Linked DNA regions of Homo sapiens: region 2 is linked to region 1. A link is a contact called in ENCODE Hi-C data. All regions are on one chromosome and are shown on one strand. Each heading gives the region's core, a stretch centred on a gene start or an enhancer-like site at or near the end of the contact. The rest is flanking DNA. Distances are from core to core; before and after follow the strand shown. Region 1 overlaps TRIM50 (tripartite motif containing 50). Region 2 holds the start of TYW1B (tRNA-yW synthesizing protein 1 homolog B).

The links. A loop is a pair of places that touch in the nucleus more often than their neighbours do. Pooled maps may share reads with other maps.
Region 2: a map with no recorded cell type shows a loop between it and region 1 (10-fold over the local background). The contact joins the promoter of TYW1B here to the enhancer-like site in region 1. A Hi-C loop is called at or near these places in 1 of 37 single-sample maps with no recorded cell type and 2 of 50 pooled maps.

The regions. Positions count from the first base shown.
Region 1 is chr7:73,317,470-73,322,656 of GRCh38, reverse strand. It overlaps TRIM50 (tripartite motif containing 50), which reads left to right. Exons shown (of 7, transcript NM_178125.3): 3 at 2,415-2,510; 4 at 3,605-3,835; 5 at 3,948-3,970. Among named protein-coding and RNA genes, the nearest start is that of TRIM50, 8.0 kb to the left of the region's middle. RefSeq lists enhancers at 2,327-3,219, 3,220-4,113. Within about 2 kb of position 2,981, at least 5 of the 41 ENCODE cell types and tissues checked have a DNase peak (open chromatin) inside an H3K27ac peak, as active enhancers do.
Region 2 is chr7:72,825,004-72,830,190 of GRCh38, reverse strand. TYW1B (tRNA-yW synthesizing protein 1 homolog B) reads left to right here and starts at 1,991. Exons shown (of 14, transcript NM_001145440.3): 1 at 1,991-2,119; 2 at 3,206-3,336. The coding sequence starts at 2,116. It also overlaps the pseudogene SBDSP1. RefSeq lists enhancers at 1,442-1,491, 1,727-2,021 and a silencer at 1,822-2,081.

The sequences.
Region 1 (5,187 bases), core at 1,732-4,231:
CTGAGTGTGGCCTCCCGGAAATCAGAGAGACAGAGACTGAAGGAGATCACGTGTGTGAAATGTCTCTGAGGACTGAAAAGTGTTAGATGTAGCAGTAAGAACTGATTATCTTGGCAAGAGCAGGTTTAGGGGAGTATGGAAGGTGGAAGCTGACTGCAGGTGAGGAAGCCGAGTTTATGTTTTATTAGTTAATGGGAAGGAGGGAGGGAAACAGGCTGGGAGCTTATCTGTCCTTTGTGGTTAGGATCCAGCAGCCCAGCTTGGGTCCCTGTTTTAGATTTGGGCTTAATTTTGTTGTTGTTGTTGTTGAGACAGAGTCTCGCTCTGTCGCCCAGGCTGGAGCGCAGTGGTGCGATCTCGGCTCACTGCAAGCTCCGCCTCCCGGGTTCACGCCATTCTCCTGCCTCAGCCTCCCAAGTAGCTGGGACTACAGGCGCCCACCACCATGCCCGGCTAATTTTTTGTATTTTTAGTAGAGGCGGGGTTTCACCGTGTTAGCCAGGATGGTCTCGATCTCCTGACCTCGTGATCCACCCGCGTCAGCCTCCCAAAGAGTTGGGATTCCAGGTGTGAGCCACTGTACCCGGCCAGATTTGGGGTTTGATGATCCCGAGGCTCTTCTCTGTTGCAACACAGAATACAACTAAATTGCACTCCTTTATTGCCCTCTTTTAGGTGTTCCCGTTGCCTCCTGTTTATTGAGATTTTGAGATGCTCGATTGATGGGTGCATTGATTTGCATAACTTAGTTCCTCTCACGGGGAAGGAATGAGTCCCGTCTGTCTGCCTGGGGAGAGTGACATTGGAATGTCGTTCTTGGGCCGCTGTGAAATATTCTGATGCCTCGTTCTCCAGAGCAAGGACTCTGTCCGTTTATGCCAGCAAGTGCTTGATTCTTTACGCAACTCCCTTCCTGAAAGCCCCTTGCAGCTCTCTGGTGCTTGGGCACGATCCAAGCCAAAAATTCTGTATATTGCATGGGTACAAACCGACGGGGGCTCTGGTCAAATCGTGCAGTAGATGGTGGTCCAGGGGTCCCGGTTGGCACCCCCAAGGCTAGGTCAGGTTTGGGGCCCGGGCAGTCCAGGAGAAGTGCATTTATGTCAGCTTGGGGAGGTCGCAAATCCGTGCTGTGTCCAAGCCCACCAGGAATGGATTCAGGTGTTTATGGGTGTGGGGATTCACCAGGTTTAACCCAGGCCCGTGTGAGCACCACTGGCCCTAGAATTAGCCTCACCTGGCGCCGGCCTTTTTGTGATGGCTCCTGATTAAATACCCACTAATTCTGGATCTGCTGGTGACCACAGAGTTCACCTGATGGGTCCCCTACAGGCAGCATTCAATCCAGGAAGTGCCAGCATCACATGGTGACTTCTGGTAGCTGTAACGTTTAGTGACTCTCTCCATGTCATGCAGAGGGGTGACATTGAGACCCTCTTATGCCTGGGAAGTTCCTGCTGTCAATGCAGAATATTCTTTAAAAAAAAATTAGAGATGGGATCTCACTGTGTTGCCCAGGCTGGTCTCAAACTCCTATCCTCAAGTGATTCTCCCACCTTGGCCTCCTAAAATGCTGGGATTACAGGCACGAGCCATTGTGCCCAGCCTAGAATATTCCTTTTTTTTTTTTTTGAGACGGAGTTTCACTCTTGTTGCCCAGGCTGGAGTGCAATGGCGCGATCTTGGCTCACTACAACCTCTGCCTCCCAGGTTCAAGCAATTCTCCTGCCTCAGCCTCCCGAGTAGCTGGGATTACAGGCATGCACCACCACGCCTGGCTAATTTTGTATTTTTAGTAGAGACAGGGTTTCTCCATGTTGAGGCTGGTCTCGAATTCCTGACCTCAGGTGATCCACTCGCCTCGGCCTCCCAAAATGCTGGGAGTACAGGCGTGAGCCACTGCGCCCAGCCTAGAATATTCTTGAATTAATTTATCTTATTTTTTATTTTTATTTTTTTGAGACAGAGTCTCACTGTGTCACCCAGGCTGGAGTGCAGTGGCATGATCTTGGCTCACTGCAACCTCCACCTCCCAGATTCAAGCGATTCTCGTGCCTTAGCCTCCCAAGTAGCTGGGACTACAGGTGTATGCCACCACGCCTGGCTAATTTTTGTATTTTTAATAGAAATGGGGTTTCACTATGTTGGCCAGGCTAGTCTCGAACTCCTGACCTCAAGTGAAGTCCCACCTCAGTCTCCCAAAGTGCTGGAATTACAGGCGTGAGCTTCTGCGCCCAGACTATTCTCGAACAATTTAACCTGTTTTGGACTCAAGGGTACCTGGGTGGCTCTGGTTCCCGCCCTGGTTTCCCTGGGAGTGCTTGTGGCCATTGGGATACTCCCAAGAAGGTGATCCAAGGAGCTGAGAAGGGGAGGGATCAGCTGCTCATGGGGCCATGGCCTGTTGCCTCCAGGAGGAGCTCGCAGCCCTCATCTCTGAGCTGAAGCAGGAGCAGAAAAAGGTGGATGAGCTCATCGCCAAACTGGTGAACAACCGGACCCGAATCGTCGTGAGTGCCCCTTCCCTCTGCCCCTGCCTGGGACCGGCCACCTTCACTTTCCTGTAGAACTCAGTTCTCATTGGTCCTTTACAGAAAACCATGCCTTCCATATAAAGCCAGAACTCAAAGCATTCCCAGGGCGGGGTGGGGAAAGCGCAAATCCTCTCAGGGGAATTCAACCCAGTTGTCGTTAGGACTGGCTCCAAGTTGGCTTTTGCCCTCTGTGTCCTTGAGACTGAGATAACCCAGGACTTGAGTCTCAGGGGGTAAACAGCTCAAAGCATGGGCATGACTCCTCCGCCCCTGTGCCACCTGTGTCTGCTTGACCTTGCCAGCCTGTCATGGTGCCCTCCCAGTACCTGGGTGCTCAGGCGTGGAGAGGCTGGCAGCCCTGGGCCCTGGCTGATCTCCCGAAGTGAGAGGCACATGGGGCTGGGAGCCATAGTGCCCCGGCCCTGGAGGTGGCTGTGAAACAGAAACAGGAGCCGGGCAAGATCCAGGAGCACTCAGCCTCCCTCATTTACCCTCCTCACCCTTGCGCGGCAGGCGGTACCAGCCCTGCCTGGTGGAGGCGGAGCTCAGGGTTCTGCAGGGAGTTCTGGCTCCCTCACAGCAAAGCCTGCTCGCCTAGGGCCTTCCTGCTTTCCTTCAGTTGTGGAACTCTGGGATATGCACATTTAATAGCTGAAATAGGCAAAGTGGGGTGTGGTGGCGTGCATCTGTAATCCCAGCAACTCGGGAGGCTGAGGCGGGAGGATTGCTTGAGGCTGGGAGGTCAAGGCTACAGTGAGCTATGATCATGCCACTGTGCTCCAGCCTGGGCAACAGAGTGAGACCCTGTCTCTTAAAAAAAAAAATTAAAACAGGCCAAAACAGAGCCTCTCCATTTGAAACGGGAGCTGGGGTCACCCTCCCCACGGCCACCGCCAGGGCTCCCCATGCATGGGGTGAACTCCCTGCCCGGCGCCAGGCCATGCAGCCTCCCCTGAGACTCAGGTCCCAGGACCAACCCGGTCAGGAAGGCCCTGGGGACACCGAGGCCAGCCAGACAGAGCCTGGCAGCTCGGCTGTGACTCTGCAGTGACCAGCCCTCCCTGTCCCAGAATGAGTCGGATGTCTTCAGCTGGGTGATCCGCCGCGAGTTCCAGGAGCTGCACCACCTGGTGGATGAGGAGAAGGCCCGCTGCCTGGAGGGGATAGGGGGTCACACCCGTGGCCTGGTGGCCTCCCTGGACATGCAGCTGGAGCAGGCCCAGGGAACCCGGGAGCGGCTGGCCCAAGCCGAGTGTGTGCTGGAACAGTTCGGCAATGAGGACCACCACAAGTTCATCCGGGTGAGTGGACAGGGAGGCGTCCCATCCCCATACCCGCCAGGGCCTTCCCCTTCCCAACAGTGCCCTAGCTTCCCACCTTCTAGCCTTAACCTCCCTCTCTCTTGCCTTCCAGAAGTTCCACTCCATGGCCTCCAGGTAATAACCTTGGAGAGAGCTCAGCCAGGGTCTGGTGGCTGCGGGCACGGGCATCTCAGCTCCACTGGTTCCTCCATTCGGTTTAACCAGCGCCTCCCAAGCAGCTGCCCACAGCTGGCTCTATAACTGAGCCTGGGAAAAACAGAGGAAAGTCATGTCCCTGCCTTCAAGGGTCTCGTAGATGGGTGGGGAGGCAGATGGTGAACTGTGGGTACCTAGAACAGCAGAAGTTCACTCAAGCTACAGAAATACTAGAGGAGGGTAGCTCATGCCTGCAATCCCAGTACTTTGGGAAGCCAAGGCAGGAGGATTGCTTGAGGCCAGGAGTTCGAGACCAGCCTGGCCAATGTAGTAAGACCCCATCTCTACAAAAAATACAAAAATAAAAAAATTAGTTGGGCATGGTGTCATGTGCCTATAGTCCCCGCTACTCATGAGGCTGAGGCGGGAGGATTGCTTGAGCCCAGAAGTTTGATGCTGCAGTGAGTCGTGACCATGCTACTGCATGATCCAGCCTGGGTGACGGAGCGAGACCCTGTCTCAGAAAACAAAACAGAATGCTAGAGGAGGAGCAGGTGTCTGGGGGACCTGGCAGAGGGGCACAGGCCTGATGGCTGAGAAGGACCCAGGACCTGAGTTTGCCAGGCAAGCCGAGGAAACGGTCCTGTAAAAGGGGGAGTGGCATGTGGACTCTGGTTATGAGTTCAGGGTGGCTGGGTGTAAGGCAGGATATCACCAGGAGTCGGAGCTGGGAGAGGTGGGAAATGGCCAGAAGCAACATCCAGGAGCACCGGGCATCCCTTGCTTACCCTCCTCACCCTTGCGCAGCAGGCAGTATCAGCCCTGCCTGAAACTTGCTCTGCAGATTGTGGGAAGAGAGTGGATCCATGTTCTAGACCCAACAAACGAACACGTGCAGTTCCCAAGCCTTCCTCACTCCCTGTTTATGGGAGACTCCGTGTTTCTCACATTTCTTTTAGTCTTAGAGACAATTTGGTCAGAAGACATGGGTTTAAATGAAGGGACAGAGGCTGGGCATGGCGGCTTACACCTGTAATCCCAGCATTTTGGAAGGCTGAGGCAGAAGGATGCCTTCAGGTCAGGAGTTCGAGACCAGCCCAGCCAACATGGTGAAACCCCGTCTCTATGAAAAATACAAAAATTAGCTGGGTGTGGTGGCAGGCACCTGTAATCACAGCTGCTGGGGAGGCTGAGGC
Region 2 (5,187 bases), core at 742-3,241, 490 kb after region 1:
GCTGCCACGGAATGCCAGTCCCTAGATGGCAGCAGTGAAGACACTACGCACTTTAAACTGCTAGGGCTACTGAGATCTATGACAGTATTCGGAACACTAGGTTCTCAGCCATCATTATTCTAGGAAAAGGACCACAATTATGAGATTTCTTGGCTGCAGCTTTTATGACACCAACAAAACAAAACCCCAAACCAACAACCCAATCGGAACCAACCAAATAAAGAAACCCTTGGCTTAGGCGCCAAGCTCGGACAGCGACGTCTCATGCTCACAGCAGGAATGTTCCATTTCCTCCCGGGCCAACAAACACCCCAGCCTGGCCCATTCACTCGACTTGGGCAGAGACAGGCCGCCTCGGAGGTGACGGCTCAGGCCCAGGCCCAGGCCCGAGGGAGGGGGCTACTCACAAGCCGCTCCGCCAGCCGACGACCTTGTTTTTGTAGCAGGCGATTTCGAAGCGCTTCCTGGCGCGCTTCATCCGTACCACGGCCACATTGGTTAGGCGGATCTGGTTGGTGGGGGTGAAGATCGACATCGCGGCTGTTCAAAGACCCAGAAGCCGGCAAACCAGGGCTGACCCGCGCCGTCCAGCCTGAAGGCCACCAGCGCCTCGCGGTAACGACCGAGCGGCGCGCGGCACTGACCCAACCACAAGTGCGCGGCGCCGCGACTCACTAGCTTCAGGCAGCCGCCACAGCGTGTCTGGCAGGCTTACTTACTGCGCAGGCGTCAGGTGGAGCAGAAGCCGGGAGGGGAGAAGTGAGCGATGACGCCTGCGCATTGTGGCTTTTACCGCCATCTTTCCACGCCCAAAAAGGGAGGTGCTTTTCCTTGGCGTTTTACTTTCGCCAATGAGCTGAGAGCTCTGACAGGATGCTCGCGGATGTTTAGTGACCGGGTTGAAACACAGCGTTGGCACCACCTCGTTCCGCGGAATTCAAGGGCCAGACCCACTTTATAATAGAAATTTTTTTATAATGGAATTATTTTATGATAAATATTTTTATTTACTCACCCTTTTATAATAGAAATATTTTAACATAAAATGTAGACAAAAAAGTGTAATGAACCTTCCATGTACCCATCACCGCGCTATCAACATTTTGCCATCCTTGTTTTATTCTTTTTTCATTTTTTTTGTTGCTTTTTTATTTACTTTTTTTTTTTAAAGTCAGTCTCACTCTGTCACCCAGGCTGGAGTGCAGTGGCAGGGTCATGGCCCCACTGCAGCTTCGACCTCCTGGGTTCGAGCGATCTTCCAGCGTTAGCTTCCCAAGTAGCTGGGACTACAGGTGTGAGCGGCCACGCCAAGCTAATTTAATTAAATAAATAATTAAAAAAATTTTTTGTACAGACGAGGTCTCACTATGTTGCTCAGGCTGGTCTCGAACTCCTGGGCTCAAGCGATCCTCCCGCTTCGGCTTCCCAAAGTGCTGGGATTACAGGTTTGAGTCACAGCGCCCGGCCGGTTGGGGGTATTTTAAAGAAAGCATCATATGGTTTCAGCATTAAATACTTCAGCCTATAGCCCTTAACAGATACACGCGACGAGATTAACTACAATTCCTTAATATCATCTATTAGATGATATTAAGTCATCCTCGGGGTTTACCCTCGGGGTTTCCCAAAAATAATGCCTTTCTACAGTCGGTTTATTTCAATTAAGATCCAAACAGGCCCACATAGCATTTCCCCCGCTCCCCACTCCTTTCCTCTTTTAATTTTCCCATGCCAATCATTTCTCTCTGGACCCGCCTTTTCCCAGTCTGAGCCAATCCAAACGGAGGCGGAAGCGCTCCGCCCTCATCGCCCGGAACTCCGGGCGGTGCTTATTTCTGGACACGCCCCCTTTCCCCTCTGAGCCAATCGGAGCAGGGCCGAGAGCGCACCGGGCACTGGCTTCCTTTCCCGGAGCTCCGGGCTTTCCTCTGGGCCCACCTCTTCGTCCTCTGAACCAATCAGGACGGGCCTGGCAGCGTCGTAGCTGCCCACAGTTCTGCAGCCACTCGGTACGGCGCTAACGCCGCGAGGTAGCTCGGTGCGTCTCGCAGTACCAGTGCGAACCTTTGGGCTCTCCAGGTCCGAGATCCTAGTCTCCTGTCGGCTCTGAGGAGGATGGGTAAGGGCACTCGGCGGGCAAGGACCCTGGGGCGGCAGGGGAGGTAAACGTTTTACTGAGACCCTCTCCGGGCGGAGTGGCGTCCTCGGTCCCCTTCCTTCGGAGACTGTTGCACTTGACAGCACCGGCTAGCCGCCGCTGAGAGCAAGGAGGACCGATCCCTACTTTTGACCTGGCTTTTGCCTTTTGAGGCTAGGGGGTTAGACAGAAAACTACCCCTCCCACTTTACCCACGTGTATTAGGACTTTTGCACCTGTAAAGCCTAAATTTCAGGCTTCGACTTTTGAAATTGCTGCCAGGTTGAACGTTTGAAGCCAGGTCCTTCCATATCTCTCTTAAAAAAAAAAATGAGACGTAAGGTCAGTTACTTGAGAATCTTTTACAAGTTTAACCGTGAGCCTTTGAAAGTACAGTTAGTAAAAAGAATACTTTTACTACTTAAGCTTTTTTTATGGAGCAAGCACAACAAAACAATTAACTTAATTTCACATGAAGTATTTTTACTTTATGTTCCTTCTCTTGCTTCTAAATGCTCATTTCGAAGTGAAGATACAGTTTTATATTCTGTTTTTTCTTTGAGTTAGTGTTAACAGTATGATAATTTTATTACGTTACTACATAGTGTGTTATTTTTATTACAGTTGATTCCCCCGCCCCCCCCACGAGATGGAGCCTTGCTCTGTCGCCCAGGCTGGAGTGCGGTGGCGCAATCTTGGCTCACTGCAACCTCTGCCTCCCAGGTGCAAGCAGTTCTCCTGCCTCAGCCTCCCGAGTAGCTGGGATTACAGGCGCGCGCCACCATGCCCGGCTAATTTTTGTATTTTTAGTAGAGGCGGGGTTTCACCATGTTGGCCAGGCTGGTCTCGAACTCCTGACCTCAGGTGATCTGCCCGCCTCAGCCACCCAAAGTGCTGGGATTACAGGCATGAGCCACTGTGCCCGGCCAACAGTTGATTTTTAAATTAGATTTCTTAGCTGGGTTGTTGAATGTAAGGTTGGTTTTATTTTCTTCTTAAAATCGGGAAGGATATCTTTGTATATGTAGCTTTAAATGAAATTATCTGTGTGTGTCATTTTAAATTTAGATCCTTCTGCGGATACATGGGACCTCTCCTCACCTTTAATATCATTATGGATAAACAGGTTTTACATTTATCTGGGCTTTGCTGTTAGCATTAGCCTTTGGATTTGTGTCCAGATTGTCATCGAGATGCAGGTAAGTGGAGTTATTTTTTTTAATAGAGTATTTAGGCATCAGATTTTATAGAGGATTTAAACACTAAAAGGAACCTTTAATTACTTTTGTGTTTGGTCTTTAGACATTTTAATGAAATGCCTAAAATAAATTTCTTCTCTAAGTTTTTGGAGACTAAGTTATCTTGGATTAAGTTACTTACTTTTTCTTTGATAGGTGTGTCTCATTTTTAAGATACAGGAAGATTTTTGTAATGAAAAGTGAACCTTTTATATGAAAAACAAATTTGTTTTATACCTTTAAGGGTCAGTAGTCCTCTCTTTCCATTAATTAAGGATCAGAAAATAAGTTCCTACTATTATTCTACTAAAATACCTTATAGGATAAAAGTATGTAAAGTTTTTTCTTGGAGGGAATGGAAATCATGAGCCTTAAAAATGTGGGTCCTGCCTATTAAAGGACCTTATTATACCAAGGGGCTAATATTTGAGGAATACAACCAGAAAGATTTAAGAGAAAAATACAGGTGTGTCAGATTAAGAGAAAAATAAAGTGTGTCAGTATCTGTGCTACCTTTCATCCCTGCTGAAGTTGGGAAACGATTTAGGCTTGATGGATTTTGTGTAATTATTTGTCTTCAAGGGCAGGAACTTACAGGAAAAATCTGTTCCAAAAGCAGCTCAGGATTTGATGACAAATGGTTATGTCTCCCTTCGAGAGAAAGACATCTTTGTGTCTGGAGTGAAGATTTTTTATGGTTCTCAGACTGGAACAGCAAAGTTAAGAAGTTTATATGATGCTTTTCCTTTGGTTTCCTGACATTTTAAGAAAATCCCTTTAGCAGTGAACTTTAGCAGTGAACTGTCCTTTAGCAGTGAACTGAATTGGTCATCTAACCTTCTTTATTCTTTCTCCCAGCCTTTTCCCCTCAAATATTTTTCCTTTCTGCGATGGTAGGCGGGTTTCATCTCCTGTGCCCAGTTAGAGCTGACTGGTGGTGTCTGATGGTCACTGTCTTGAGGGGGCCTTTGTTCTGAAGCTTGCTTCTGCCTCAGCAGGCTAGAGAAAGTTGTGAGTCCATTATCGATGCCCATGGGTATGGAAGTAGGGAATAGGGAAAAAAGGATGGCACCAATAGTTCCAATATGGGCCTGACTTTCACATCACACATCTATGTTTATTTTTTATTTTGTTTTTTGAGACAGAGTCTCACTCTGTCACCCAGGCTGGAGTGCAGTGGCACGATCTCGGCTCACTGCAACCTCCACCTCCACCTCAAGCAATTCTCCTGCCTCAGCCTCCCGAGTAGCTGGGATTATAGGTGCCTGCTACCACGCTCTGGCTAATCTTTGTATTTTTAGTAGAGATGGGGTTTTGCCACGTTGGCTGGGCTGCTCTCAAACTCCTGGGCTCAGGTGATGCGCCTGCCTCGGCCTCCCAAAGTGCTGGGATTACAGGCGTGAGCCACTGCACCTGGCCTCACGTCACACATCTATGTAATGAAACTTGTTTTGATTTCTAATAGTGCTAAAAGTGTTAAAGGTAGACACTAAAGTAAATACAGCTGATATCTAGTTGAAAGATGCTTCCCATTCTCTCTTTTTTGGGGGGGAACAGTGTCTGGCTGTAGTGCCATCTAAGCTTCAGTTGCTTATCTGTGAAATGGTAAATTGCAGATGGTAATAGTGTGGTTATCTCAGGGTCACTGTGAGGATTTAGTGAGATTATCTGGTATGTACTTTGATTTCTCCTTTTTGCTTTTTTTTTTTTTTTTGGAGACAGGGTCTCTCTGTTGCCCAGGCTGGAGTGCAGTTGTGCCATCTTCACTCACTGCAACCTCTGCCTCTCGGGCTCAAGGCATCCTCCCACCTC